Linked DNA regions of Homo sapiens: region 1 is linked to region 2. Evidence: chromatin loops called from intact Hi-C (ENCODE). Cell type or tissue: PC-3. All regions are shown on one strand. Links, peaks and the distances in the headings refer to the core of each region. The heading gives the core; the rest is flanking DNA.

The links. A loop is a pair of places that touch in the nucleus more often than their neighbours do. Peaks named below come from ENCODE experiments on the same cell type or tissue, not always from the same donor. Only the 100,000 strongest peaks of a DNase experiment are listed, where the experiment ranks them.
Region 1: it touches region 2 in a loop (2.6-fold over the local background); 3 of 110 quality-filtered maps call a loop at or near these places.

Annotation. Positions count from the first base shown.
Region 1 is chr11:101,611,445-101,627,152 of GRCh38, forward strand. No RefSeq gene overlaps it. Among named protein-coding and RNA genes, the nearest start is that of TRPC6, 35 kb to the left of the region's middle. In PC-3, for the core only: no CTCF peak of the experiment used is centred there; DNase peaks (open chromatin) are centred at 6,657 and 7,447; H3K27ac peaks cover 655 bases; H3K27me3 peaks cover 328 bases.
Region 2 is chr11:101,839,311-101,855,018 of GRCh38, forward strand. No RefSeq gene overlaps it. Among named protein-coding and RNA genes, the nearest start is that of CEP126, 68 kb to the right of the region's middle. In PC-3, for the core only: CTCF peaks have their summits at 9,172 (motif pointing left) and 9,377; no DNase peak of the experiment used is centred there.

The sequences.
Region 1 (15,708 bases), core at 3,498-11,497, 230 kb before region 2:
AGGGTACAAAATTTTAGTTAGGAGGAAAGTTCAGGAGATCTATTGTGAAACATGGTGAGTATATTTAATAACAATGTAATGAATTCTTGAAAATTGCTAAAAGAGTAGATTTTAAGTGTTTTCATCACCCCAAAAACTAATAATGTGTGTTAGGAAATCCATATGTTAATTAGCTCAGTTTAGCCATTTCACAGTGTATACATATTTCAAAACAACATATCGTATACAATAAATGTATACAATTTTTATTTAGCAATTAAGTAAATAAAATGTTTTTAAAAATAATCTGTTCTGCTCTCAGTGCAATCAGTGCTTGTAAGGCCCTGGCTTAGATATTATACTTATCTTGCTATTGCTCTTACTCAGAAATCCACAATGACTCCCTACTGTCTACCCCTTCAATCTGGTTTTCTTAAATATGACCACTTGCCACTTTGGGAGGCTGAGACGGGCAGATCACGAGTTCAGGGGATTGAGACGATCCTGGCTAACACAGTGAAACCCCGTCTCTACTAAAAATACAAAAAATTAGCCAGGCGTGGTGGCACACACCTGTAGTCCCAGCTACTTACTTGGGAGGCTGAGGCAGAAGAATCTCTTGAACCCAGGAGGTGGAGGTTGCAGTGAGCCAAGATCACACCACTGCACTCCAGCCTGGGCAACAAAGCAAGACTCCGTCTTGGAAAAAAAAAAAAAAAAAAGACCACTTGCTTTCTGGCCTAGGCCTACTCTCTCTAGAACCCCTACATGATCTCTCACCCTAGCCATGTCATGCGTCTCTCCAGCACAAATACCATACATCTGTGAACCTCTCTCCCACCCCACCCACCCTACACCCCACAATACACACGCATACCCAAGGCAAATGCTGTGCCAATGCTGGGCAGGCTTGTCCTTAAATCTTTTCCTTGTCCTCACCTTTGTGTGCCTGTACTGCAAGGGGAGCCAAGGAATAGTTGGTGGGGGACAATAAATCTTTTCAGCTGCTCTCCCTATTTCTGAATAAGCTGGATTCAGCTAATGAAAATTATCTCCTGAAGACTGCAGGTGGAGGAAGGAGGAGGAAAATGGAAAACAAAGTATCTCTCCCTCCCTCAGTGCCAAGGGCTTCTTCTCCAGCATTAGGGGCAGCTGCTCTGTGGCTCCTGCTACTACTGCACATGCCACTGTGGTTCCAACTTCCGATGGGTGACCCTGCTTATAACCCAGATCTTCCCCAGTCCCTCCAGCCTAAGGATGGTAGTGACTTCCTGCTGCTGCTAATCTCTGGGCTGCCTCCCTCACCTCCTGTGATCTTTGTAGATTTCCTACCACCTGTGTAACTAACTGTGAGCATTGCATTTCCTGTTTCAAATACTCAAAGTCTTTTCTGTTTACCCTATTGAACACTTACTGAAGCAGTGCTCAAAAAATGGGAGCTTTTCAGTGTGTGCCATACGTTCTATTTTCATCTTCTTATTTGATCCTCACAATAATCCAAAAGGATATGTTTTAAATTCCTATACTATAGGAAGGGAAAGTGATTTACCTTTCTAAGCCTCACAGTTACACAGGTAGTGAGAGAGCCCAGATTGGAACTAGGGTCTAATCATTTACTACTTGTATTCACTTATTTATTAATCTACTTGATTAGATCATACACTCTTTAGAGTATCCTTTTGCCTCCTCCATGCTGTTTGGCACAGCTGGAAACAGTATGGGTAGAGGCTCAGTAATATTGATTAACTAATTAATTTATTGTATAAGAAGTATTCAGCCACCAGACACATGTCTTTTAAGAGCAAGCTTTAACCATTTCAGTTGTTTGCTCCCATCCATTTTCTGTCATCCGACACAGGAAGACATCAAGGGAGAGGTAATTCACAGGAGTAAGGAGGCACCACCAGGGGCAGAAATGTTTGATCCTAAGAAAGTGTAGCCACAAGATTTATATCAAGTGGCAGAGCCTCAAGGTTTGAGGAAGAAAACAAAAGTTTGATTCAGGAGGGCAGAGCAGAGACAGAAATGGCAACTGGATGTCAGAGATATGCCCTGGATAATCTCTTTTTGAGATGAACCATGGAATACTCAAAATAGGGCTGAGTCCAAAGAAGCAGAGCTGGGTAGGAATGAGAGAGGAATGCAGGTGCCAGCCAGCTGTCTTGGATACAGTATGAGAGGCCTGATAGAGTCCAAGGACCTAGCAGAGAGAGAGAACTCCTGGAACCCAAAACACTGGATAGACTGGACTCCATGAAGTGGCCATTTGTTAGTGTTGCTGAAACTCACGCTGAAGAACTTAATTTTTCTCTATATTTTAGCCCTTGGGTATGAAGCTATACAGGAGCCTTTCCAACCACTGGTGAGGGTGATATTCCCAGCTCAGCCTCGTTGCATTATGAAGACAGTTTGCATATGGCAGCTGGCTGGTAGCTAGGCCTGTGGGTGGGAGCTGAAAGAATCCACTCTGCTGGGAACTATTTGAACTACAAGATTTCCTTTCCTTTTCAGAAAAATGTGGTAGTTTTACCAGGGATTTCACAGTTATTGGTATCCATTTAATTGGCACAAAATAGGGGGTTTGGCCGGGGAGATTGTTGGGGATGTTGAAACTTATCTTCTAACTTCTTCTTTCCAAGAGTCCTTTATTATTTCCCAGCCTAGCATTGCCTTCTCCCCGATTTCTTCTTCCCATGGAGAAAAGTCACCCTTCCCTATTTAAGAAAGGGAAAACTTACAGGAACTGGTCTCACAGAGACAAGTTAGGAAACAATTTAAAGGAGAGAGAGATAAATAGAATCAAATTCAGCATCAAAGTTTTATAAGCGGTAGTCCCATTCAATTTGGTAAAAGATGAGTTATTGGAAAACTCTGTCAGATTTAAAGTCTGTAACAGCAGAAATCAGATTAAAGTGAATAATAAAAAGTGTAAAAACCATGTATATGCTCTTTTGCAAAGAATCTTGGCTGAAAGAATAGAGAGGGACGTAACATATTTGAGGACACATGGATTAGTGGTGGAACATAGTTACGGCGGGATGACATGAGCCTAGGTGGATTATGATACTTAAGGAAGAACAGTTTTTTGATAAAGGAGGTAAGAGAGTAAGGATGTGTTCAATGAAGAGCTCAATAGGTTGGTGAAGGGTAGTGGGGAAAGTACATGACTAGGTTTCCTCCAACTATTTGTCCAGTGAAATTATATCTTTTAAGTTTCTTATTAGTTCAAACACAGATTATAAGAAGAGCATTTATGCATGTCAAAATTCCATTTCCTCTCAGATCCATTTCTTATCCTTTCTTTCCTATGCCCTGAATCATAGGAAGCTACATTGCCTAGGCCATTTCTTTTGGTCTGGCGGTAAGTTTGGGTACTTGGTGGCAATCATGGAAGATGGGGGGACAGGAGGAAGGGAGCAACCAGGGTAATTCTTTCCCTCCCTCTTTCTGTCTGCTTCCTATGGTGTCTGGCAGCAGTTACACTTTCACCATGGCTCACAATCTGACCAAGCTGGGTTCCCAGCACCCACCCAGGTACCCACTCTTCTTCTAGCACCTTCTACACAGCCCTGGTGTCCAAGGTCGGGCATCACCCCGTTGTCTTACTGTTGCTGCTAAATCTCTAGGTTGCTCACCACCTCGTATTTGCTTGTCATCCTTTCTATCCCAGTTCCACCATTTCTTGTATCAAATTAACTGTATTTGAAAGAGCTAGAGTGATTTCTCTTTTCCCACCTGGACCCTGACTGATAAAGCAACTGTCCCTCCAAATCATTTATATAACCACATAGAAGGTGTGATTCCAGCAGATTTGCCTCAATCATATGTCTTCTTTCTGAGAAACATACTCAACTACAGCCAAAGTTTTCCAAAATACAGACCACTGACTATGATAATATATCCTTTTTCATAATTAGTATTAATGACTAATGGTTTTAACCTAGTAGACTAGCTTTTTTCCTAATTTTTTTAAAGTTTTATTTTATTTTTAATTGATACATACTAATTACATATATTTATGAGATACAGTGTGCTGTTTCAATGTGTCTATTTTTCAGTCATTAAATATAATTAACCAGTCATTCCACAGAAGAGTATAGAGCACTACTTTTAAATAGATCTCTAATCTATAAATATAGAAGTCTGTAGTTTATTTTTATTTCCACTGTTCTAAATGTTTCAAAAAGAAATATCCTCATGTCTGTAGCATATTAACCGACACACACATAAAAATAAGAATATTCTTTATATTATTACATAATAAGGAACTGTGATATTTGTCTTTTAGAAGCTAGTGTAAGAATTCCTCACACAGCAGGTTATCCTCCATTGAGAAACTGCTTATAAGTTTCTTGAGATGGAAAATAAGTCCTCCAAAAATGACTGGCAATTTCAAATTCCTGGAGGAAGATCTAGGGGAAAGGGAGCTAGCATCAATGAGGTGCCAGTGATTCTACTTTAAGAAAAATGCTCCTCTGTAGCCCAGCATCCTTGGCTAAAAAAAAACTTGAACAAACAAAAATCTATTGTCATGTCTTTTCTTCCAAAATTTTGGCTGTGGAACGTGTGAGAAGAATTCCTCTGTCTCCTCTATGATGTCTTCAGAAAATTTTATGTATTTGACTCATGCTTTCATGCAAGTGAATTCAAAGAGGCTGATAGAAGAAAGTTGGTAAATGAGGCAATGGTTTTTAAGAGAAAAATGTGTCTAACTGAGCCTCCATGTATGTATTGAGCACTTTGTACTCTTCTGAATTTGAAGATACAGAACACTGCATAAGTGGAAGACTTCACTCATTCAGCCACATGATCATCTCCTGTCCTGGGATGTGGTATGAACATATGTGCACTGAGCATGTTCAATGTTCACACACTGCTAGAGTTGGAAAATGACTAACTTGGACTAAAATATTCAGATGAATTTTGAATTTTATGGCATAAAGTTTTATTGCACTACTGAGCTTCAGTCTGGTTCACACAGATCTGAGGAATCAGGAAGTGGGAGCAAGGTCACAAAAAAGGGATGATGGCAAATGTTGGTATCAGTCACTTTCCATGACCTGCCTCAGGCAAAAAAAAAAAAAAAAAAAAGACTACATTTCTTTTTGGAAGAGCACATTCTCTTGTAATTTTATAGGAAATCACATGCCGATCTTAGTGTCCAAGATTCCCTTCCATGGCAGGCAAGCAGGTCTCTAACTACGTTTATTTCTTTCATCTAAAATGGGCATGCTCTGAGTGTGAGAGTGTGCCTATATGCATGGGGAAGCAGCACCTTCTGAGAAAATGCGACTGGATGTAGCCCTTTTCTGTGAAGGCTCAGAGACATAATTGGGTCAATGCCTCAAGGTGGTCAGATCCTGGGAACCAGGCTCATGCTTACTAAAATGCACAAAAGAACTGGTGTTAGCCGTGGAAAAAACAACTGTCACAGCAATAAAAGACGTAGAACAAGCACATTCTTCTCCTGTGGTAAGCAACATGGGAAGCTGTTGAGAAACCATGAAAAGTGCCTGCCTCACAGCCCAGAAATATCTGAAAGCCTTAATGTCCACTCACCTCTCCCTGTAGGCAGACCTAGGAGTGATTTGAGATGTTCCTTTGCGAACCTTGACTTACAGCAAGGGGACTGAAGTCTCTTTCTCAGAAAGCTTTTTCCCTGCCCTGCACTCTGCAAGGCAGCAGCTCCATCATGCAATGAAACTTACTTGGGCTCATAAGCACTGACATGCTGATGAAGCTAAAACTTGTCCTATAGTGTCTCATCCCGACAGAGGGTACTCATTTATGGGTATTTCACAAGTACGCCACACTTTGTGGGGGCTTTTGAGTAACAAATATTGCTCTTTAATCACATTCTTCAGATTACAACATATTTGCGATTGTGTTTTCCCCTTCATATTGGCTCCACTGCTTCTCATGAAACAAATCCCAGTTCAACTTGGATATTTGGATCATAAAGTGTCTCACACTGAGGGGTGATTTTTTTTAACGCTATCTGTCTGGCAAAGGCTTGCAGACTTGCCCTGCCTTTCTAGTTATCTTCTTGGAAATCTTTGGCTTTTGAATCACCTTTTGTGCTTTCAGGTTAACGAAGTAATTGAAGTATAATTGTTCCCATTTTATGAATGAGGGAAATGAGGTATAGAATGCTTTCCTGCTAAAGCTGCAAGATGGCAAAGCTGGTTTCTAGTGTGTGAATCAAACCAGGAGCTCTCTTCAGTACCTGGCACTGCCTTTGTTGCAGGATTTTTCCTTAGTTCAGCTGAAGACAGGGTCCTTGTCCATCGCATGGCCATGAAAATTTAGGCTCATAGACAGTTTGAAGGGTGAGTAAAGCAGGGTTTTATTGGGTGAAAAGGAAGAAAAGGGGGAAACAGAGACTCTCCACAAGGCCAGGGTCCCGTTAGAGTGCTTCCCTCCAGCAGTTTGAATTCCAGGTTCCACACACCGTAAGAGGAGGGGCCAGGCTCCTCCCAGCTGCAGACGGGGCAAACTTCCCAAGGATCCACCTCAGTGAGCATTCCTCCCAGCGCGCAGGCCAGTAGGAGTTTGCCAGGGACCCACTCCCATCTGACTGGCTCATCTTCATCAATGCCTGAGCCCTCAGTACTCTGGAAATGTATGTAACATTTCCTCTCCTTCTGTCTTAGCAATAGATCTTCCAGGATGAGTAATGGCAAGATGTGCAGAACTACCCACAGCTCCTACTAATTCAGAAGGAAGTAATTTGAGAATGAATCATAGAGAAAATTTTCAAATGCCTTCTTACAGGTATTAAACATTCAGTTACATGATACAATTAACTGCTGCCATCATATCACATGGTAAACTAGTTTGAATAGGGACTTTCTGTGCCACGTTACAGGCCATACAGTAGCATTTTTAGGTCATGGAGTATGAAGACATATGTTGAAATCCCAACTCAGCCACTTAATGGCTTTTTTACCTTGAGAAAGTGACTTAAACTCCCTAAGCTTTAATTTCTCCAGCTGTAATTACTGTATGACAAATGTCAGTACATCAAGCATTTTGTGAGGTTTAAATGAGATAATGTGTAGAAAACTCAGCATGATTGTAGAAGAATAAGTACTAAATATAGAAGTAGTGATACTAGTAATAGTAATCTTTGGAGGACACTAACATATTATTACAAATGTGTTTCATAAATTATCTCATTGTATCATTGTATTATCACCATCTTACAGATGAGAAAACAGAAACTTACAGAACTTTAATCACCTGCCCAAGACCAGGTTAAGTGCCAGAGATGACACTCACATGTCCTCAGATTCTAAATTCTCTCTGCTTTCCCTTATAACAAGTGGCCCCAATGGGAAATGTGTTCAGTATTGGTCATGGTGTGGTTGATGAGGTCAGCTTATTGTTGGAGGGCTCAGGAAGGTCCCCAGATGCTAGTGAAACCCTAGCCCCAGCCAGTATCCAGGTTCTTGACACCATCACAAGAAAGGATTTGGGAATGAGTCAGAATGATGCGAAAGACAAGAAGCTTGTATTGTGAAGAGAAAGTACACACGTAAGAGAGAAGTGCAGGCATGCTCATGAGAACAAGTCACACACAAAGGAATTTTCTATTCTAATGTGCTCCTCTCAATTAGGGGGTGGAATAATCATGAGGTTTTCTAGGAAAAAAAGGTGGTGATTTCTTAGAATTGGGGTGGCACCTATTTTTATGGGCTTGCTCGGATCTGTTGTGGTGCTGGTGGGTGTGTAATTTAGTATGGTAATGAGCATATAATTAGGTCTGGATAGGGCATGGGTCAAATCCACCACCATGTTGGACTTAGCCAGTTTCAACCAGGTTATCCCATATCCTTTCTGTTAGGGTCTTATCAGCCTAGGCTCATCCTTGTCATTGAAGCTAATTTTTTTTTTTTTTTTTTTTTTAGATGGACTCTTGCTGTGTCACCAGGCTGGAGTGCAGTGGCGTGATCTCGGCTTACTGCAACCTCTGCCTCCCGGCTCCAGCAATTCTCAAGCCTCAGCCTCCCAAGTAGCTGGGATTATGGGTGCACACCATCATGACCAGCTAATTTTTTTGTATTTTTAGTAGAGACAAGGTTTCACCATGTTGGCCAGGATGGTCTTGATCTCTTGACCTCGTGAAATGCCCACCTTGGTCTCTCAAAGTGCTGGGATTACAGGCCCAACGCACCCAGCCTGTAGCTAATTTTAACAGCTCCTTTCTTGCTGCCATATGAAATTGCTGCTTGACATTTTCTCGCTTCTGTGACCACCCAGTATTCCTGTCTCAAGATGAAGTTGTGGCAGGCTGGGGACATGGGCTTCCGAAACTGGAGTTAATTTTACTATTGACTAGAATGATATTAGACTATTTGTATAATAAAGTAGATCTGTTTAACACTATGTGCCTAACACTGTGCTAGTTGCTTTAACTCTTATGACCACTCTCTAAAGAAAGCATTTATTATTGACATTTACAGACTAAAAAACTGAATGTTAGGAAAGGTAAATGGCTTGTCTAAGGTAATATCTTGGCACATGGTTAGGTCAATGCTTAAATCTAAAGCTGGTGCACTTTTCAATGGGTCCCATTGCTTCTAATGAATGTAGCTAGCCCCCAGTTTTCTTATCTACAAATTGTACCTGTATTGCAGTACTGTGTGAAGGCGAGATGAGATGACACAAAGTAAAACACTTAGAATAAGGCCTGGCACATAACAGGCAACAGAATCCTCATCTCTTCCTCTTTATTTACCTAAAGAGACAGTGGCCCAGAATGAAGAAAGACAGGTACAGAGACACGGGCTTTATCTCTGAGTGACATCTGCAGGCAGCTCAGTGACATTAGAATTGGATTTTTTTGTGTCAAAACGGTTATCTCTCTGTGAGCTCTGTGCATAGACTGATGGATATGTGATCTTTGCAGGATGGAATTGAACAGTAGAGCTAATTGCTTTAGGAAGTTTACTATATATGGGAAGTATAAATCTCATGAAAAACAACTGGTGGTAAGAGAAAAGAGAGACACTCTTAACCACAAATCTCCCATATTCCACTCTCTAGCTCCAACATATACCCTGTCTGCATTACAAGCAGGGAAAGAGGCAAAGATCTAGTATTTTGTACTTATTCATCTCATGCATCCATGTATCCATCCATTCAACCATCAATATTTATTCAGCAGTTACTCTGTGCCAAGCTCTCTGTTAAGAAAGAGAGGGGATGAACAATCAGATAAGACATGATCCATGACCTAAAGAAGCTTATGGTCTAGGAGGGAAACCAATAAATACACTAAAATCAAAATACAGAGCTCTGGGTGCTTGGATAGATAAAGTAATGTCTGGGTCCCGCGAGATCACAGAAAAGGGGAATTTAAATTAACCAAAGTGTCCAGTAAGTCTTCCTGAAGGAGGCAAGCCATGAGCTAAGCGTTGGAGGAGAGTGTTAGACAAGGCCCTTGGCTTGAAATAACAAGAGGTGCTCCATCTTATGAGCTGTCATGGAGGGAAGCAGAGGAATATTGGGTGGCTTCATCATAAACTTCCATATTTGGATGATGCATCATAACCTTCTCAACACTTTTACACAAGATCATTCCTCCTATTCTGTTACTTTTGTCTTAGAAATTCTACATAACTCTCCAGTGTTTTAAAAACATATATAACTCTTCAAACTTTTAAAGATAAACTGTTTATCACTATTTTTACATATCAAAATAAAAATAATATTCTATCTCCAGTGAGGACAGATTTGAGCTACTCCAAGATGCAAGTAATGAAGCGTAATACAAGTAATAAAGCTAGGCCCTATCAGATCTCATTTAATTTCTCTGTGGTTGTAAAAATAGCACAAAGCTTTGAAATACAAAATGTATTCCCTTTTAAAAAATATTTTCCTTAAAGTATAGTAACTTTGTCAGCCCCTCAGTGCTAATATCACTCATGTTAATATTGAGATACTTTCTTAGGAATAGCATGTGATGCATCAGTGTCTAAGAAATAATAAAAGGATAAACATAGCATCAAGACTTCTGAATGCTTGTGTATATTACTGAAAATTAGTATATATCAGTCTAACCTCATTAAATTCTTAGACAGTGAATGTGTGTCTGTATTCAGAATTTTATTTTCATGTTCTTGGGAAATGATGAGTGGAAGAACATTTATGTAGTATTGAATTAATATTAAAAAGAAATTGATTATATCTTTCAAGGGTTTATTAAGCAATTGCTCTATTTAAGTCACTATGGTAAATTATATGCACATAGACATTAAACAAAAACAGAATCTCTGGCTTCAAGAGCCTCGTGATTTAACTGTATGGGAGACCAGAAAATAAACTGGAGGAGTCATGCAGAGTGCTCCAGGAGGAAGCCTATGGGAGATACATAACTAAAAAATCCTTAGGGATGAGAGGAGCCAAGGAAGGTTTCCTAGAGAACGAATAAGACATATGCTACATATGACATATAGGACAGCTTTTTCCGGACAAAGAAAGCAGAAAACTATGTACTAGACAAAGAGAGGAGCATGTGCAAGGACATACAAATAGGGAGGCAGTAGTTTGGACAGTATCAATAAATGATTAAGGCCGAGTGCAGTGGCTCACACCTGTAATCCCAGCACTTTGGGAGGCTAAAGTGGGAGGATTGCTTGAGGCCAGGAGTTCAAAATCAGCCTGGGCAACATAGCAAGTCCCCATCCCTCCAAAAAAAATTATCTGGGCATGGTGGCACATGCCATGCCTGTAGTCAGTCCTAGCTACTCAGGAAGCCAAAGCAGGAGGTTTCGAGACTACAGTGAACTATAATTGTCCAACTGTGCTCCAGCCTGGGTGACAAAGCAAGGCTCTGTCTCTAAACAGATAGACTGATAGATGATAGATGATAGATAGATAGATAGATAGAAGAGTGAGAAAGAATAAAAGAAAGAAAGAAAGAAAGAAAGAAAGAGAAAAAGAAAGAAAGGAAAGAAAGAAAGAGAAAGAAAGAAAAGAAAGAAAGAGAAAGAAAGAGAAAGAAAAGAAAAGAAAAGAAAGTTACAAATAAATAATTAAAATGATGAAAGTATGGATCTGGGCCGGATAGGAAGAATCTCATAGCTTGGGAAAAGATGGAGGACTTAAGTACTGCTAGTTTTAATGAGGTCTCCGAACGTATATTGCACAAATAAGGTTTATAACAAGTCCATGAAATGTCCTTGAAATGAGCGGATGAAATGGAGTGAGAAGGAAGGTCATTGGAATGGAGAGGGTCAAGGAACTTTAACAATGGGATACTTTATGGCCATCATGTGGACACTGATGTCCTCAAGATGCTAGAAGCTCTTGGAGCTACAGAGAAAGACTGTGATCCTGGTGTCAACACTGTGTCTACCTCCTCTGCTCCTGGGAGCTCCTCCTCTGCTCCTAGAGCAAATTGTACAATTAAGTTGATTGGAATTATGAAAATCCATGATCTTGAACCTAATTTCTTCAGACCTACTAAGGAAGTCTCATATGATTTCCAGTTTCCTTCACAACCATTTCCAGCCTTCACAATTCACAAGCTGTATCAGCTTCCTCCTCATTCTCAGCAGATTTACTCACCTTCTGCCTTACAGACCAAAGTGAGGCCCACCAAAGCAAACATCTCAACTTCTTTCTCCACCTAAAAACTTGCCTGGCATCTACACTACTCCTCTTTGTGTCTCACTTTCCTAAGCTACCATTAAAATATGGGATAATAATTATATACATCTAACAATGTTATGGGGGAGGTTAAATAACATATATAATCCTTAGGCAGGTATAGCACATAGAGATCAATGCTTATTAATTATCATTATTGCTATTACTCTGGTTGTTGTTGAAACCCATCCTCAACCCCTATCTTCACAGTCCCATCCCAGGCTGCCTCATTTATCTCCTCATTCTCCTGTATTTTCTGCATTTTCCTCTCTAGTAGTTGTTTTCTTCCTCTCAGCATATAAGATCAATTATTTCACATCTGTAAAAAAGCTTCTTTCTCTGCTTTTATTCCTCTTCCAAGTCACTGCCCTGCATTTTTCCTTTGCTTCACATTGAGTTCCCGGAAATCTACTCAGAGCCTGCTGTGTACCCTGGTGTGGTGGCACATGCCTGTAGTTCTTGCTACTCAGGAGGCTGAGGCAGGAGAATCACTTGAGCTCAGGAGTTTGAGGCTGCAGTGAGCTATGACTGTGCCACTGCACTCCAGCCTGGGTGACAGAACTTAAACAAACAGACAAGCAAACAAACAAAAAACTCAAAGAATCTGCTGTGTCCACTTCCTTCTCTTGATGTGAAAATACGAACCCACCACATTTTGTCCTCTGCCCTGCAGAAACTGCTTTTCAAAAGTTGCTTATAATGTACAAGATGTTAAATCTAATGAATGTTTTTTGGGTTTTATGTTATTTTAATCTTCAGTAATAGTGACACTGTCAAGAGTTCCATTCCTCCCTCCCCTTCTCCCTTTCTCCTTCAGTGCTTTTATTCTTTTATAACATTAGATCCCCCTGCTTAGTGTGTTATTTAGTACACTGTTAGTCCTCAATAAGTATTTGTGGAATAAAAATATATTTGATAAGAATAATATATTACACAACAATACATGTTCTTTGGAGAGTAGGTATATTTTAGTGTCTAAGGATTAGTGTGTCTGAGCTATGGACATACTTAGGGTAGGAAGCTGACTGTATTAGTGTAGAAATTAGGCCATCCCCTGAACTGTCTTTTCTTAATGGGATAAAAACCCAATGAGCAAGTACCTAAAAGATAATATTTAAAATTATCCAGGTCTTATTTTTGCTATGTTTAGTAGAAAGAGATGAATTATAACAGAACAAGCTCATTTACTGTAAAATTGGTCTTACCATCTTGTTTTATTTTTTACTAGCTCATAAAATCAAAGTGTTGAAAAACAATTTCCCGGCTGATTCATAGTTAACAAATACTTGGTGAAATTTCAGTGTATCCTTTTATAAATCTGATACCTTAAATGCAAAACAAAAGGTCATTTCATGTTTCCCAGCTGGCAGTGGACTGTAGTAACATATACCTGTTTAGGATAACTCAAATTCCTGATTAGCATGTGTGGAACTTGCAATTGTAGTACAACAAATATCTCATTGAAAATGCTCTGTGCTGCTTTTCTGATCACAGTCTTTGTATATACAAGTACAGCCGAGTCAGATGCAACAACGCAGACAGCCAGTCAGCTTCTCTATGGCTTGTTACTGTTGCCCTACAAACAGTAGAATAATTATTTCTGGACCCACTCTATTCATGAGATGATAAATGAACTTAACACATCTGTTGCACTTACTAATCCATTCATGGATTTATTCTCTCATTCGTGTTTTCACATATGCTTTGAATGGACTAGGCTGAATCATTTCTGTAGTCACACAGACTTAGTCCTAGTGAATCCTAGTTACAGAATCCCCAATAACATCTACATGGCAGCAAAGCTATACCATGGAGAAACTGATTCCTTTATATCTGAACTTTCTATTCCAGATGAGACAGTTCTAATTCAGGTCTTTATTGCCCCTCACCTAGACTAGGATAATCATGTTCTAACCAATATCTCAGATTGACTTCTCTGGAAAAGAGACTGAGATGTAGTTTAAGGTGCCAAATACTGATTAAAGTGTACCCTTGGAATCAACACCTGTGGAAGGGAGAGGAAGGAACCTGGAGTACATAGAGATAAAAGTCAGGTCTAAGGTCAGCCCAACCCCACCACCCCCCTCCCAGGAGAAGCTCAGAAGCTAGATGGACACTACAGGGTTGCCCGATTTGGGCCAGTATGTCCAGGCCTTTATACTTAAACATACATCAGTGACCGGAGGTGAGCCACTAATCCAAGGGGTCTGCCATTGGCTGAGAGAACTCTCTGTAGGTGAGGCAATCCACAGCAAGTCTGACAACAGAAGGCTGTCTATGATCAACACTCCCAGGAGCACTGCCCCACTTGGGGAGCACATCCCTCTGTTCATGACAGCTAGCCTTCCTCTTTTCACCTCTCCCTATTGTAATTTAGCACATACATTATTCCCATATTAATCTTCCAACAACCCAGGTTTGGTAATGAAACTCCATTGCTCAATAACCTTCACACGCTTCCATCGTACACACCACATTTAGCTAACTCTCCATTATTTCACCCAAGCCACCTCTCTAGGTTTTATCCACAGTACTCACTTACGCATCTTCCATTTAGCAAAACCACTATTCCCTAAGACAGTTCAGGGTACTATTGTTGCCAGATGAATGGTGTGTATGTCAGAGTAGTGGTGGACAAGTAGGGAAGTCATTTTTGTGAAAGATTTTTGTTCATGCCCCATCCTTGACTTGAACCTTTACTTCGAACGTTTCTTCTCTAAATGTCCCTACCCCCAACTTCTAACTTTAAAAAATTCTGTTGTTCTTCAGAGCCCAACTCATGCTATTTCTTCCATGTAATTCCTCAGGTAGGGGATGTCCAGATGCTATTTATGAACCAGGATATTTAATATTAAATTGTACAGGTTTTGGCATGCTACAATGTATCTCTCCCTTTCCCTCCAAACTACAGACTGCCTTCTGTGGGTGATGCTTCAGAGACATCACACACAGACAAGAGACTATGATAAATGTCTTAAAGATCTCAGAGACAAGACGACAGAATGGCCATGGTGGGGAAAGTCCTGAATAAGACCAAGGGTTCCTAGAAATATGAAACTGGAGTGGGATAGAACTATTAAAATTTAAATCTTTGCCAAATTGCTGACACTGTACAAGGCATTCTACTCCTCCAATACATGGAATAGGGCCCTCTAACAATTTAAATTTTAATTATTAAACTAATGAGTGACTCCATGAATTCAGACCTGGGAAGTTCTTACACTAGTTGGGTTTATAGTTGGGTTTCATGTATAAGATGAGGAGGACGGATTAGAGTTTTCAAAGGGTCCTTCATGTGCTACAACTTGGCAACCTAGGTCACACTTTGTATTTGTATGCTCACTTTGTTTATGTGTTCATGTTTATGAGCATTTTGTGGGCATAGGCTGTACTTAGTTCATCTTCCTAGGTTGACAGACAGTGTCTTACACATAGCAGATATGCAGTAAATGCTAATCAAAGGAATCTTCCTCCTGAGTCACTTCACCATGAGGAAAATTCGTCTATGTGTGCTGTTTCAGGTGACAGATTTAATTAGAGAAATAAAATGTTTTCAATGAAGGAGATTTAGAGATATCTTGGTATACGCCCTTTCAACCTCTCATCATCTTGACAGCTGTCAACTAATGGGGCAAAACATTACAGTGGAGAGTTATATACTCAAATGTAGTAAAATCCCCAGAGCCTGGGATGAGTTTTATTATGTTTTATTGGAGTAGTAGTGGTAGAAAAAGTTATAATTAAATGACATAATGAATGTAAAGCAATTATTCCAATGTACATTAAGCATTTGATAAGTGCCAGCTATTTTTGACTAATTTTATAATATTTGTGTCCAGAGGTCCTTAACTGACATAGTTCATTGCATGCACTGTTCCTTCCAGGAGGAGGCCTAGCAAGTTTCCATACTAATGGTAATCCCAGGAATTTCTAGGTAATAGCAAGATTATGCCCCACACCTAATCTGTGCAACTCCTGAGATAAGTTCACGAATTTAAGCATGAAAATCTCATGAGTTTAATCTTGATGGCTAGCTGGAAAAGTTAGCATATGTGTCCTCAGAGATGGTCACAT
Region 2 (15,708 bases), core at 4,289-12,288:
TTTTCCTTAAAAGAATTTCTGAGCAATGAGCCTCCATGGCTGCCACTAACCACTGCAGCTCTGAACAGATCCACTTCTCCGTATGCATTCATGGAGTAATTGGTAAATGAAAGTCATACCATTGATTCCATTTTCAGCCACCATCCCTGCCCACATAAATGGCCACTCCATTTATGTGCCTACCCTTCCAGTTCAGGGTGACCAATGACAAGGCTGGCTAATGCCAACTGATCAAAACATTTGATCTACTTTGTTATTCATTGTCTCTTCTGCAATGGACACATTTTCTGGTGGGCATTATATGTGATATAAAAATCTTCACACTTCACACCCAATCCTATCTGTCCATCCACATGTCTCCATCACACACTCCCTTGTATACGATCTTTCAGTTCTTTTCCTTTTAGGCTTCTGACCAGCCAGCAAGATCATTCCCTAGTGTCAAGGAGTATGTACACATGTATGTACATACACACATACATATATTCATATTCTCACCTCAGGCCACTTTTTCCACACAAAGGTAATAATCAAGTTTGATGCTCAAAGTTCCACAATCAGGGAACTTTTTTCCTGCCACTGTATGTCAAGTTCACCCATAAGTGTGGCTAAAGAGTACCTGCCATTCATTTTTAGATTGTACCCATTTACCAATACAACCAATTCACAAACCAATCAGTTCTCCTCCATCAACTTATTATGCAGAACTCATAATTCGTAGGTACAAGCTAAAGGATGGTGCCAATGCCAACCTTGAAATTGACGTGATGATCTGGAGTACCTGCTCACATAACTGACTCAAGTGCTTTTGTCCAGCTTGGGCTCAAGCTTGGATGTGCCATTTACATCTGAAGAGGGACTGCTGCTGGGCCCACTCAATGTTACAACTTGGTAGGTCCAACAGAATCAGATTATAATAGCCAGTTCTGAAAGCATGGTCATAGGGTGAAAAAAAATGGTCATATGTTTCTTCTTCACCAGGGCCCAGTAACACAGAAGGAGCTATTTCTTGACAGGCATAAAAATCTCCACTGCAGAAAACATGGTCCTGCTGAAGACACTCAAGGCCTACATTGTAATTCTCCCACTGAGCTTTGCCATAAACCCCATGCTGCATCTTTTCCCACAATGGATACCTCCAAAACCACAGGGTCTGCTAACTCATGACCCAAGCAGCAGGGCTGATTGTACCCAGCCTGGACCTGCTGCAAATACATATCCTACACAGATCCTACTAAATGCTGGAAGATGTCTGGGTCACCCTGTATTTGGCTTAAAATATAACTGCTAAGTATGAAATGTGTTGCCCTAGAATTCAAAGAGGGCTAACAGATACTGTGCTTCTTTTTAGTGATTAAGGAGGCAATATGCAGCTAATTATCTTACACTTACATCCCAGCATGACCCTGACCACTGGACCCTTAAAAGTTCTACTTGAGTGGTAGTTTACTGAATCTTTGAAAGGTTTATCTTTCATGCTCTGGAATGCAAATTTCTTATCATGGACTCCACTGTGCTATCCACATCTTGCTCATCTCACTTTATCAACATGATGTCATCAGTGTAAATAGAGACCAGAAGCATCATGTTGGCTCCCTATCTGATGGCTATTTCTTTGGAATTGGAATGCATAAATGGGACTGATATACAGAGCAGCTGGAGTAACCACCACACCGGGTCCTTGGCCTTTTTTGGGGGAAGGCCTATAAACATTCCTGTGGAGTGTTTACAAGGTTCAAATCTCTTCCGACTACATTGTGACAGAGGAGGCCCTGGGACAAAGCTATTGTGTACATTTTTGCCAATTCCATGTGAATGCAAACAGTTTATGATACTCTTTTCTGATTGGGGTAAAAAAGAACACATTTGCCAAATCACTGTCTGCTTACCATGTACCTAAGCCTTTATTAACTATCTCTACCAATGATTCCGCACCCAACACAGCAGCAGCAATCAGGGCTAATACTTAGTTAAACTTATGGTAATCTATAATCTTTCTTGAGGATCTATCAGCATCTATCAGCATCTATGGATGAAAAACAAGAGAATTAAACAGATGAGGACCAACACTCCTGCATCCTTACGATCTTTAAAGGTGGTATTAATCTCTATCATATCTCTTGAGATGCCAGATGTAATCTTTTTGTTTAGCTATCTTGGTAGAAGGTAGAGGATGCCAAGGAATCCATGCAGTTTCAGAGGCCCCCACTTGGTCTTCTCCCCAAAAGTCCAAGGGCCAAATGTGGTGGTTACTCCAACTGCTCTGTATATCAATCCCACTTATACATTCCAATTCCAAAGAAACAGCCATCAGATAGGGAGCCAACGTGAGGCTTCTGGTCTCCAGCGATCTGTGCCAACCCAACTTCTGTGTCCGATATTCCTCAGAATGTCTAGTGCACAGTCCCCTAAGTAAAAGCCATGGGGCTCTCCGGGGAAAGATCAGAGGACTCATCACAGGAGACATTTGTTATGACTTCTTGTGATATTGCAAGATTCTTTCTTCAGGGGTAGGTTTGCCAAATTTAGCAAAAAAAAAATACAGGCCACTAAGATGAATTCACATTTCAGATAAATAGTTTTTAGCATAAGTATTTGAAGATAAGTATTTTTTCTTCACAGAATTGGAAAAAACTACTTTAAAGTTAATATGGAACCAAAAAAAGAGCCTTCATTGCCAAGTCAATCCTAAGCCAAAAGAACAAAGCTGGAGGCATCATTCTACCTGACTTCAAACTATACTACAAGGCTACAGTAACCAAAACAGCATGGTACTGGTACCAAAACAGAGATATAGACCAATGGAACAGAATAGAGGCCTCAGAAATAACACCACACATCTACAACCATCTGATCTTTGACAAACCTGAGAAAAACAAGCAATGGGGAAAGGATTCCCTATTTAATAAATGGTGCTGGGAAAACTGGCTAGCCATATGTAGAAAGCTGAAACTGGATCCCTTCCTTACACCTTATACAAAAGTTAATTCAAGATGGATTAAAGACTTAAACATCAGACCTAAAACCTTAAAAACCCTAGAAGAAAACCTAGGCAATACCATTCAGGACATAGGCACGGGCAAGGATGTCATGACTAAAACACCAAAAGCAATGGCAACAAAAGCCAAAATTGACAAATGGGATCTAATTAAACTAAAGAGCTTCTGCACAGCAAAAGAAACTACCATCAGAGTGAACAGGCAACCTACAGAATGGGAGAACATTTTTGCAATCTACTCATCTGACAAAGGGCTAATATCCAGAATCTACAAAGAACTCCAACAAATTTACAAGAAAAAAACAAACAACCCCATCAAAAAGTGTGTGAAGGACATGAACAGACACTTCTCAAAAGAAGACATTTATGCAGCCAACAGACACGTGAAAAAATGCTCATCATCACTGGCCGTCAGAGAAATGCAAATCAAAACCACAATGAGATACCATCTCACACCAGTTAGAATGGCGATCATTAAAAAGTCAGGAAACAACAGGTGCTGGAGAGGATGTGGAGAAATAGGAACACTTTTACACCGTTGGCGGGACTGTAAGCTAGTTCAACCATTGTGGAAGTCAGTGTGGTGATTCCTCGGGCATCTAGAACTAGAAATACCATTTGACCCAGCCATCCCATTACTGGATATATACCCAAAGGATTATAAATCATGTTGCTATAAAGACACATGCACATGTATGTTTATTGCGGCACTATTCACAATAGCAAAGACTTGGAACCAACCCAAATGTCCATCAATGATAGACTGGATTAAGAAAATGTGGCACATATACACCATGGAATACTATGCAGACATAAAAAAGGATGAGTTCATGTCCTTTGTAGGGACATGGATGAAGCTGGAAACCATCATTCTCAGCAAACTATCTCAAGGACTAAAAACCGAACTCCACATGTTCTCACTCATAGGTGGGAATTGAACAACAAGAACACTTGGACACAGGAAGGGGAACATCACACACCAGGGCCTGTTGTGGGGTTGCGGGAGGGGAGAGGGATAGCATTAGGAGATATACCTAATGTAAATGATGAGTTAATGGGTGCAGCACACCAACATGGCACATGTATACATATGTAACAAACCTGCATGTTTTGCCCATGTACACTAGAACTTAAAGTATAATAAAATATATATATATATAAAAGATAAGTATTTTATAAGTATACTATAAAATAGAACAAATACTAAAATATTATTCACTGTTTATCTTAAATTCACACTTAATTAGGCATCCTATATTTTAGTTGGCAAACTTATCCTGACCACCTCTTCAGTCAACAGATTCCAGGGCTATGAAATGGATGAAGTCCAGATTCTGAGAGAGATACCGTGACTTGTTTGTGGAGGTTAAGTAATGTCAGTCTGTCACTCATTGATTCTGCTTTCTTCTTCTTTTAACATGTTTAACTGCACCTTGATGGCTGCCTACGTAGTTTGCCCATGGAGACACCATGTTCTATTATCCATCTCTGCAATTCCCTCTTGATCAGTCTACTTTGAGGACTGCCTTTCCAAACTTGCTGACCATTACAGTAATCTGGCTTCTGTTAAGCACCACCAATCTCTATTGTTTTGTGACCCCATTATCCACATTTCAATTAAAAACCCAGCTCTATGCCTACTTTTCTACTGTCAATCCTGGTGGCCAGAGAAGAGTCACCACACATTTTTAAATGATGCTGGTTTCCCTCTCACCAGTGCATTCCTGATGGTGAACATGTCCCTTGGGCCCTCCAGTGAAATAAATATAATTCTCTGTTGAGTCTTCTGGTTTCACACTCAATATCCATGTCAGTATGCCTCCCTTCCAACAATTTTCAACACTCTCCTACACAGTATCAATTACAAAATCAGGTAATATGTACTCCATTACAAAATTGGGTGAGCAAGTCCATATATTTGCATTCCAAAGTTACTTAGAACACGTTATCAGTAGTTGGCACTGAATAGCAAAATTATAGGGAATCCTTCCTCTATGCTTTGCATATTTTCTAAGACCTTTTCTTCAGAATATGCAAAATAATTTTAAAAAACAAAAGCGATGACAAAATTAAGCAAATTGGAAAGGATACAGAATACCCTTGAGTAGCATGAAACATTTCTTCCTTTTATTAGTTTCTATGGTTATGCTGAGTTTTAGGTACTACATATACTGAAGCAGTTTGATGTGCATGAATACAATAGGTGTGCAAAAAGATGATCTCTAGGGTCATTTTTGTGGTGCTATTGTACAGGAACTAAAGAAAAAAAACGAATGAACAAAAAGAAGAAAAGAAAGAAGGGAAAGAGAAAGAAAGAGAGAAGAGAAAGAGAGAAGAAGAAAGAAAAAGAAAGAGAGAGAGAAAGAGAGAGAGAAAGAGGAAGGAAGGAAGGGAGGGAGGGAGGGGAGGGGAGTGGGGGCCTTCCAATTTGCAATAGTATTTTAAAAACTACAGACAAACTATAGTTATCAGAAATTTCAATCCATTTTTATTATCTGGAGTTATATCATGCTTTCTCCCATTCTAATAGGATTAAATTGATTTAGACTATACAAGTAGAAAGTAGGTAGAGTTTTTTATTTTATGCAATATGAATAAATACCCTATTGTTGATCTTTCAAGCTGTAACTTCATTATTTGAAAATGTACTGGAATGCACACTTATTGTCTAAGTTTTTCTAAAAACACTGCATTTTAATAGGTACATAAAAATGGAGTCATAAGAGATTACCTCACACCCACCTCCCACACTAAATATTAGCAAAAGCTCTTTTTCTTCCAGCTGCTTGCCTTTATTTTACAGTGTGTCTAATCTATTAGAAAATTACACTAAGAGAACCAGAAAAATGACGAGAGAGGCTGAACCAGAGTCTGATGTAACTGCTAGGTTCTCTTTGTTTCTCCTGGGTCATTCTTCCTAGCAATTTGTAACCAAGGTCTTAAACAGCCAGATCATATCACATCGACCCTCACTACATAATGGCATTTATAATCACAGCTGGCAGCAAAAGGTAAATAATTATAGTAGTATTACATAAAATATTATTTCTTCCTTCCTCATTCTGCTTTTCAGAAGCCCGAATTGGTGATATCATTTAGTCAATTCTACCCAAAATAAAAGTATCTCAGAACCTTCCCTCTTTGTTCCATCCCCATCATTCCCATTGCTGCAGTGTAAGATTTTGGAGTTGGACAGTCTGGGATTCAAGTTTTAATTCTCATGTTTGACTTCTGACAAGTTACTTCACCTCTTTGAGCCTAGATTTTTATCATCTGTAAATTGAGACTATATGCCATGTGGCATTTTTATAACGATAAAAGATAATGTATAATAATCACTTCCCATTATATTCAGTACATAGTAGGTACTCAATGAAATGGGGGCTAACTTGTTGTATTAGTTTTGTTCTCACGCTGCTATGAAGAAATACCTGAGACTGAGTAATTTATAAAGGGAAGAGATTTAATTGACTCACAGTTCTGCAGGGCTGGGAAGGCCTCAGGAAACTTACAATCATGGCAGAAGGGAAAGCAAGCACATCCTTCTTTCACATGGCGACAGCAAGGAGAAGTGTAGAGTGAAGGGAGGGAAAGCCCCTTAAAAAACCATCAGATGTTGTGAGAACTCACTCTCTATCACAAGAACGGCATGAAGGCAACCACCCCTATGATTCAATTACCTCCCACCGGGTCCCTCCCACAACATGTGGGGATTATGGGAACTGCAATTCAAGATGAGATTTGGTAGGGACACAGCCAAACCATATAAATTGTATCTCATACTTTGGTGTGTAATCTGATCTTGATTATTATGACATCCTCCTAATAGAACCCTCTGCCTTCTGTCTCTTCTCACTTCAGTTCATCCTGTTGTTACGAAAGTTTCTATATTTTAAAAAATTAAAATTAAGAAAAGAATTATGCCACCTTCTTATTGACAAATTTAGTCATGATGGTTACAAGATCAACTCTTAAATCTCTATCACCCCATCAAATGCCTTCATGGCTTCATTCTCATTTCTTTCCATTCCTGCCATTCATCAAGCCAATGGCAACATTTGAATATCCACTATATGCAAGATATAGTGAATATGGTGGCATAGAAGACCCACATTGTCCATGTTTATGAAGCATATGTAACAAGCTGCAGCCAAAATCAAGTGATAACTCTTCCCCAGACAGAATATTTATTCCACATATCAGATGATAAATATTCATGACTTCAAGTATCAATAGGGATACAACAGAGACCAAGGTGAGAACAGGAATAATCAAATCTTATCAAGGGAGACTTCAGAGTAAAGGAAGACATATAAAAATGGAAAATTCGGCTTCTGGTTTTAATTTTAACACTAATGGAAGAGAAAAGTGCTACAGGAGCCTATGCAGGCGTCCACAGGTGGATGAGAGTTCAAATCTATTTGAGATGATTATCAAAAAGACTTCTTAGACAAATTGACTAGTGTCAGGCCTTAAAGGCAGATAGAATTTCTACAACTAGAGGAGGTGGATGGTCCTTCTAACCAGTGGAAAGAGCATCAAACCAGGATAAACAACTTGCCAGCCAACGTTAATGTTATTATCAGAGAAACTAACTGCTCAAGTGCAATCTTCAGGACTGCTAAACTAAAGAATTCTAGCTGTCTTAAAGCAGTCACTCTCAAACTTTAGTGTGTGTCAGCATCAACTGGAGAGGTAATGAAGCCAACAATGGCCAGGCACATTGAAGTTGACTGAGGTGTGACCCCACTTTTTACCGATTTTCACAAGTGATTCTGATACACACAAAATTTTGAGAACCACTGACTTAAAAGAGCTAAGCAGCATCATCACCTTGGGAGGTAGTTAGAAACACAGGATCTCAGAACCTGCCCCAATCCTACTGAATGAAAATCCGTACGTGAACAAGATTTTCAGGTGGTGTATATGGACCTACACCTTTAAAAAGAACTGATCTAAACCAGTAGTTCTTAACCCTAGATTCAGATTAGAATCACACTGGGAGCTTTAAAAATTATCAATACCTAGATCAAACCCTCAGATTCTTATTTCATTGAAATGAGTGTGGCCTGTACCTGGGAGTTTTAAAAGCTTCCCAGATGATTCTAATAGACAGTAAAACATGCAAATCTCTACTCTAAGGTATTTCCATCTATTTCTGGATTTTATTTTGTAAGTTAACCAAACTAAGATGAGCTCCTTGGTAGTCTTTAATTAGTCCCACACGTGAAAAACAAACCCAACTAAATTTCAGTAAAATTACAGAATATTTGAAGAAATTAATCTTTTCACTAACTTCATTTTGTATACATGTATACAAGCTTAATTTATGATATATGTTATAGAACGAAACAATATAATTTAATAACATATATATTAGTGCTTTAAGTTAGAGAAGTGTTCAGATCCAAACATTAGCAGCTAGTTGCAAAAGTGTCTACGATTTTTTAATTAGTTGGGGAAAGCACCTGATTTTAGAAGGACTTTCCTAATGAATAAAGACCAGACATTTAAGTGCAGGTATTTTGAACCTTTGAAATAAACAATATTTGCATATAGCCATTCTCAAACTTTAGTGTGTGTCAGCATCAACTGGAGAGGTAAGAAAGCCAACAACGGCCCAGGTGCACTGAGGTCAACTAAGAAGAACTGATCTAAACCAGTGACTTTTAACCCTAGCTTCAGATTAAAAATCACACTAGGAGCTTTAAAAATTACCAATACCATCTGTGCAGCAAACCACCATGCCACACGTTTACCTATGTAACAAATCTGCACATCCTGCACATGTATCCCTGAACTTAACATTAAAATTGAAGAAAAAAAATTGCCAATACCTAGATTGAACCCTCAGATTCTTATTTAATTGAAATGGCCTGAACATGGGAGAATTTATGAATTCTCATAAATTCAGAATCAATATATATAATTGAGTTTGATTTTATTATTAAAGATGTATTCTAATGTTACTATATATTTTTAAAGTCATGAAATGAATGAAGTTTATGGCTTTTAAGTGGACATAAAAAGAAAATTCTTCATCTAGAAAAATCATATGCGTAAAACTGAATTTAATCTATGGATTTAATATTATTTTCATCGTCTATAAATGTAATTTTTTATTACCAGTAATATTTAGGATTATATTGCCACCTGCTGGTGGACATTTTGAGAATTTCATGTAACTATGTCATACTTTGTTTTAAACTTAACTCTTTGCTATTGTTTTCAATAAATATGTTTCACTTTAAAATTTAAAACCTTAGAAAAACATTGAACCATCATACAAATCTGGAACATAGGTAAGGCATATCATAAAATATGCTTTGGGGAAATACACAAACAGGATTGTGAGGAGCGCTCATTTACATGCAGAGTTTGGCCCACTGTCATCCTCAGGTCTAAGGATATAGGACACTTAGCCACATCACTAAAGCTAAGGTTGTCAGGAACCAGAGTAGAGATTATTCTTTAACAAAGGCATTGAAGTAGAGAAAGCAGATGAGCTTCTGTTTTGCCACGACTCATATTTAAGTGAGCATTTCACTTTTAAAAGTACAATGCTCACTTAAATACAACTGGTGTCAAAACAGAAAGGCAGGGAGAAGCAAAATCATATGTATTCATGTACCTAGATACACATATACATAGATACATTAGGAGGAAGATTAGGACTTGTATAGAAAAATGTAGATCATTATTCTACCACTCTGGCTGTGGTTGTACTTCTGTTCCCATGGAAGCAATATGCAGAACCTATGGAAGAGACCAACATGTGTTTCACCTTTCAAAAAGGTTGGACAACTCTCTCACCTTCCAAAAAGTAGGACAACATGTAACAAGGCACTTAAGCATTGCTACTGATACAGAGACACTCAAATAGACTACATCACCTACTGAATGTCACCAGTATTACTTTATAATTTATTGACCTTAGAAATGACACATGGGCAGCTGCTGGTGTTTATGGCCAGTTTTTAAGTATATGTTCAACAACAAAATTCACAAATGTTGATTGATATAAATATGGATAGCTAATATTCCTAGGTATTACCATAAATTAGATGAAGAGAAAGCCTCAAATAGGCTGTGAGCTAAGAATTCCATTATTTCACAAATTGTGGGTTTTTGTTTTTATGTCTGTTGTGACTATTGTTAGTCCTGTGTTGGGAACCTACATGTGTACTATAAGTAACGTTATAAAGTAGGAAAGTAACTCAACTGCAGAAAGTGAACATGTTTACATTCCAGATGTTCCCATATGGGAATCTGTAGATTACGGTATCATGGAAGGAGTTAAGAGTGCCAGTTGGTCAATATCTTGCCACGGAGCCTGATGCAGGTCACTTCATTTCTATGTTTTCTCATCTGTAAAATGAAGGGGTTGTCCAGACTAAGGAAGATAACTATGTTTTGTGATGTGATGGTTAATTTTATATGTCAACATGGCTAGGCCATGGTACCTAGTTATTTAGTCAATCATTATTCTAGAAATTTGTGTAAAGGTATACCTTAAATGAGATTAATATTGAAATCAATAGACTGAGTAAAAGAGATTACCCTCTATAATGTGGGCAGGTCTCATCCAATCAGTTGAAGGCCTTCATAGAAAATATGTGTAATCTAAAAAAGTTGATCTCATAGAATTAGAGAGTAGAGTTGTGGTTAACAGGCTGGGGTGGTTGTTGGGGAAGGAGAATTGGGGCAATATTGGTCAAAGGATACATTATTAATTATAGTTAGATAGGAGGAATAAGTTCAAGAGCATTGCACAGCATGGTAACTATAGTTAATGACAACATATACAGTTCTTGAAAAATGCAAAGAGAGTGAATGTTAGGTGTTCTCACCACAAAAATGGTAACTATGTAAGGTAATATATTTGTTAATTTGCTAGATTTAACCACTCCACAATTTATATATACTTCAAAATTTCATGTTGTACATGATGAATACATATAATTTATCTGTCCAGTTAAAATATATATGTAGGCTAGGCGCGGTGGCTCCTGCCTGTAATTCCAGCACTTTGGGAGGCCGAGGCAGGCGGATCATGAGGTCAGATGTTCGAGACCAGCCTGACCAACATGGTGAAACCCCGTCTCTAACAAAAATACAAAAATTAGCCAGACGTGGTGGCGGGCACCTGTAATCCCAGCTACTCAGGAGGCTGAGGCAGGAGAATTTATTGAACCCGGGAGGCGGAGGTTGCAGTGAGCCGAGATCCCACAACTGCACTCCAGCCTCGGCAACAGAGCAAGACTCCATCTCAAAAATAAATAAAATATATATGTATATATTATAAAAAGAAAAAGACTTATCTCCCCCAGAAAAAGGGAATTCTGCCAGCAGACTGCTTTTGGACTCAAACTCCAGCATTAACTGTCCCCTAAATTTCCACGCTGTAGATTTTGGACTTGCCAGCCTCCAAAAGCACACAAGCCAATTCCTTAAAAATCTCTGTCTCTCATAAAAAAAGGGTGGAGGGGCAAATGGGCATTATGTATTTCAATGTATTATATATTTAGTATGTTATGTATTATTATGTATTTTAATCTCCTACCAGTTGTGTTTCTCTGTGGAACCATGGTGAATACATGGTAACAGATTAATATTAGCTAAAATTATAAACAATGTCCATTTGTAGGTTAAATTGAGGCATATTATTCCCTAATGCTTTCTCCTCATTGAGGCATATTACTCCCTAATGCTTTCTCCTCATTAAGGTAACTGATAAGTCCAAATTAGCACTCAGAAAAAGAGACTGATGGCTTCGAAGATTAAGATATTCTAGATACTTGACACTATGATGAGATTATTTTGCTACATAATGTACATTTTCCCCACCCCCTTTTTTAAGCCGATCATTCAACTATTACTGCCTTATGCTAAAAGACAATGCATATGGATCCTCCCTGGAAAATGACACATGGCCTCTTCAGGCCTGCTCCCTACCTCTTCTACTGTCTGATCAAGGGGCCCACCAGATATTGGACTTTCTTCCTTGTGGTAGAAGGTGGAAGCTGCAATAATTTATCTTTTACTTTGGAGGGAATGTCCCAGAATACCATTGACCACTGGACTCCTAAAACTTCATGAATGTGACAAGTCCCTGAATCCTCATAGGGTTTATCTCCCAGCCTCTGAGGTGTGTGTGTCTTATAAAGGCCTCCTGTATGCTACCCACCTCTTGTTCATTCCACCTAATTGTCTTAGTTTAGGCTGCTGTAACAAATTACTACAAACTGGGTGGCTTATAAACAGAAACTTATTTCTTACAATTCTGGAGGCGAGAAGTGCAAAATCAGGGTGCCAGCATGATCCAGTTCTGGTGAGGGCCCTCTTTACAGTTACAGACAGCCATCTTTTCAGTGTCCCCAAATGGTAAAAGAATCAAGCTCTCAGGGTCTCTTTTATAAGAGTACTAATCCCATCCATGAGGTATTTGCCTTCATGATCTCATCACTTGCCAAAGCCCCCACTTGCTAATACCATCACATTAAGGGTCGGGATTTCAATATATGAATTTGGTGGGACACAAACCTTCAGTCTGCAGCACTGATCAACATAACTGTCATCAACATGATACTTTAGCACATGATTTTTCCAGGATGTCTAGATGATCCAGATCTCTTTGGACTATGAGAAGACTGAGGGAGAAAAAGTTAACATAGCCTGGAGAAAACCATAAATCTGTATTTTTGTCTACTCAGTGATAACTGTTTCTGATCCTCTTTTCTCATTGGGATAGCAGCCATATTAATCTAGCCTAGCATAAATACCATACCTGACATGACAGCTGCAACTGGGGCTAGTACGTGGTCAAGCTTGTAGTAGTTAGTTATAGTTACCCTCCCAGATCCATATGGTTTCTGCAGAGGCCAGAGTGGTAAATTGAAAAGATCTATGATATGGCTACCACTTCTACATCCTTTAGATCTTCAACAGTGACATTCATCTCCACTATTCCCTGTCCCCTTGTAATATGTGATTTTGCTTTTCATTTACCATCATGGCTGGTATTGCATAGGGTGATTTCAGGTGCTTCCTCTTGACCTTTCCACAATAATAGCTTTCCCCAACAGGCTGTGAATCCAAGGAGGGTGTTCTACCAACCACCAAGTATGGCAAAACCAATTATACATTTGAGGACTGGAAAATGACCACTGGGAGGAACTAGCGAGCCAAGATGCCCGAATAGGAACAGCTCCGGTCTACAGCTCTCAGCATGAGCGACGCAGAAGACGGGTGATTTCTGCATTTCCATCTGAGGTACCGGGTTCATCTCACTAGGGAGTGCCAGACAGTGGGCGCAGGACAGTGGGTGCAGCACACCGTGCGCGAGCTGAAGCAGGGCAAGGCATTACCTCACTCGAGAAGCACAAGGGGTCAGGGAGTTCCCGTTCCTAGTCAAAGAAAGGGGTGACAGACTGCACCTGGAAAATCGGGTCACTTCCACGCTAATACTGCGCTTTTCCGACGGGCTTAAAAAATGGCACACCAGGAGGTTATATCCCACACCTGGCTCAGGGGGTCCTACGCCCACGGAGTCTCGCTGATTGCTAGCACAGCAGTCTGAGATCAAACTGCAAGGTGGCACTGAGACTGGGGGAGGGGTGCCCGCCATTGCCCAGGATTAATTAGGTAAACAAAGCAGCCAGGAAGCTCGAACTGGGTGGAGCCCACCACAGCTCAAGCAGGCCTGCCTGCCTCTGTAGGCTCCACCTCTTGGGGGCAGGGCACAGACAAACAAAAAGACAGCAGTAACCTCTGCAGACTTAAATGTCCCTGCCTGACAACTTTGAAGAGAGCAGTGGTTCTCCCAGCACGCAGGTGGAGATCTGAGAACAGGCAGACTGCCTCCTCAAGTGGGTCCCTGACCCCTGACCCCCGAGCAGCCTAACTGGGAGGCACCCCTAGTAGGGGCAGACTGATACCTCACACGGCCGGGTACTCCTCTGAGACAAAACTTCCAGAGGAACGATCAGACAGCAGCATTTGCGGTTCACGAAAATCCGCTGTTCTGCAGCCACTGCTGCTGATACCAAGGCAAACAGGGTCTGGAGTGGACCTCTAGCAAACTCCGACAGACCTGCAGCTGAGGGTCCTGTCTGTTAGAAGGAAAACTAACAAACAGAAAGGACATCCACACCAAAAACCCATCTGTACATCACCATCATCAAAGACCAAAAGTAGATAAAACCACAAAGATGGGGAAAAAACAGAGCAGAAAAACTGAAAACTCTAAAAAGCAGAGTACCTCTCCTCCTCCAAAGGAATACAGTTCCTCACCAGCAATGGAACAAAGCTGGACGGAGAATGACTTTGACAAGTTGAGAGAAGAAGGCTTCAGATGATCAGACTACTCTGAGCTACAGGAGGAAATTCAAACCAAAGGCAAAGAAGTTAAAAACTTTGAAAAACATTTAGACGAATGTATAACTAGGATAACCAATACAGAGAAGTGCTTAAAGGAGCTGATGGAGCTGAAAGCCAAGGCTCGAGAACTATGTGAATAATGCAGAAGCCTCAGGAGCCGATGCGATCAAGTGGAAGAAAGGGTATCAGTGATGAAAGTTGAAATGAATGAAATGAAGTGAGAAGGGAAGTTTAGAGAAAAAAGAATAAAAAGAAACGAATAAAGCCTCCAAGTAGTATGGGACTATGTGAAAAGACCAAATCTACGTCTGATTGGTGTACCTGAAAATGACGGGGAGAATGGAACCAAGTTGGAAAACACTCTGCAAGATATTATCCAGGAGAACTCCCCCAATCTAGCAAGGCAGGCCAACATCCAGATTCAGGAAATATAGAGAACGCCACAAAGATACTCCTCAAGAAGAGCAACTCCAAGACACATAATTGTCAGATTCACCAAAGTTGAAATGAAGGAAAAAATGTTAAGGGCAGCCAGAGAGAAAGGTCGGGTTACCCACAAAGGGAAGCACATCAGACTAACAGGGGATCTCTCAGCAGAAACTCTACAAGCCAGAAGAGAGTAGGGGCCAATATTCAACATTCTTAAAGAAAAGAATTTTCAACCCAGAATTTCATATCCAGCCAAACTAAGCTTCATAAGTGAAGGAGAAATAAAATACTTTACAGACAAGCAAATGCTAAGAGATTTTGTCACCACCAGGCCTGCCCTAAAAAAGGTCCTGAAGGAAGCACTAAACATGGAAAGGAACAACCAGTACCAGCCACTGCAAAATCATGCCAAATTGTAAAGACTATCGAGGCTAGGAAGAAACTGCATCAACTAACGAGCAAAATAACCAGCTAACATCATAATGACAGGATCAAATTCACAAGTAAAAATATTAACTTTAAATGTAAATGGACTAAATGCTCCAATTAAAAGACACAGACTGGCAAATTGAATAAAGAGTCAAGACCCATCACTGTGCTGTATTCAGGAAACCCATCTGACGTGCAGAGACACACATAGGCTCAAAATAAAAGGATGGAGGAAGATCTACCAAGCAAATGGAAAACAAAAAAAGGCAGGGGTTGCAATCCTAGTCTCTGATAAAACAGACTTTAAACCAACAAAGATCAAAAGAGACAAAGAAGGCCATTACATAATGGTAAAGGGATCAATTCAACAAGAAGAGCTAACTATCCTACATATATATGCACCCAGTACAGGAGCAGCCAGATTCATAAAGCAAGTCCTGAGTGACCTACAAAGACACTTAGACTCCCACACA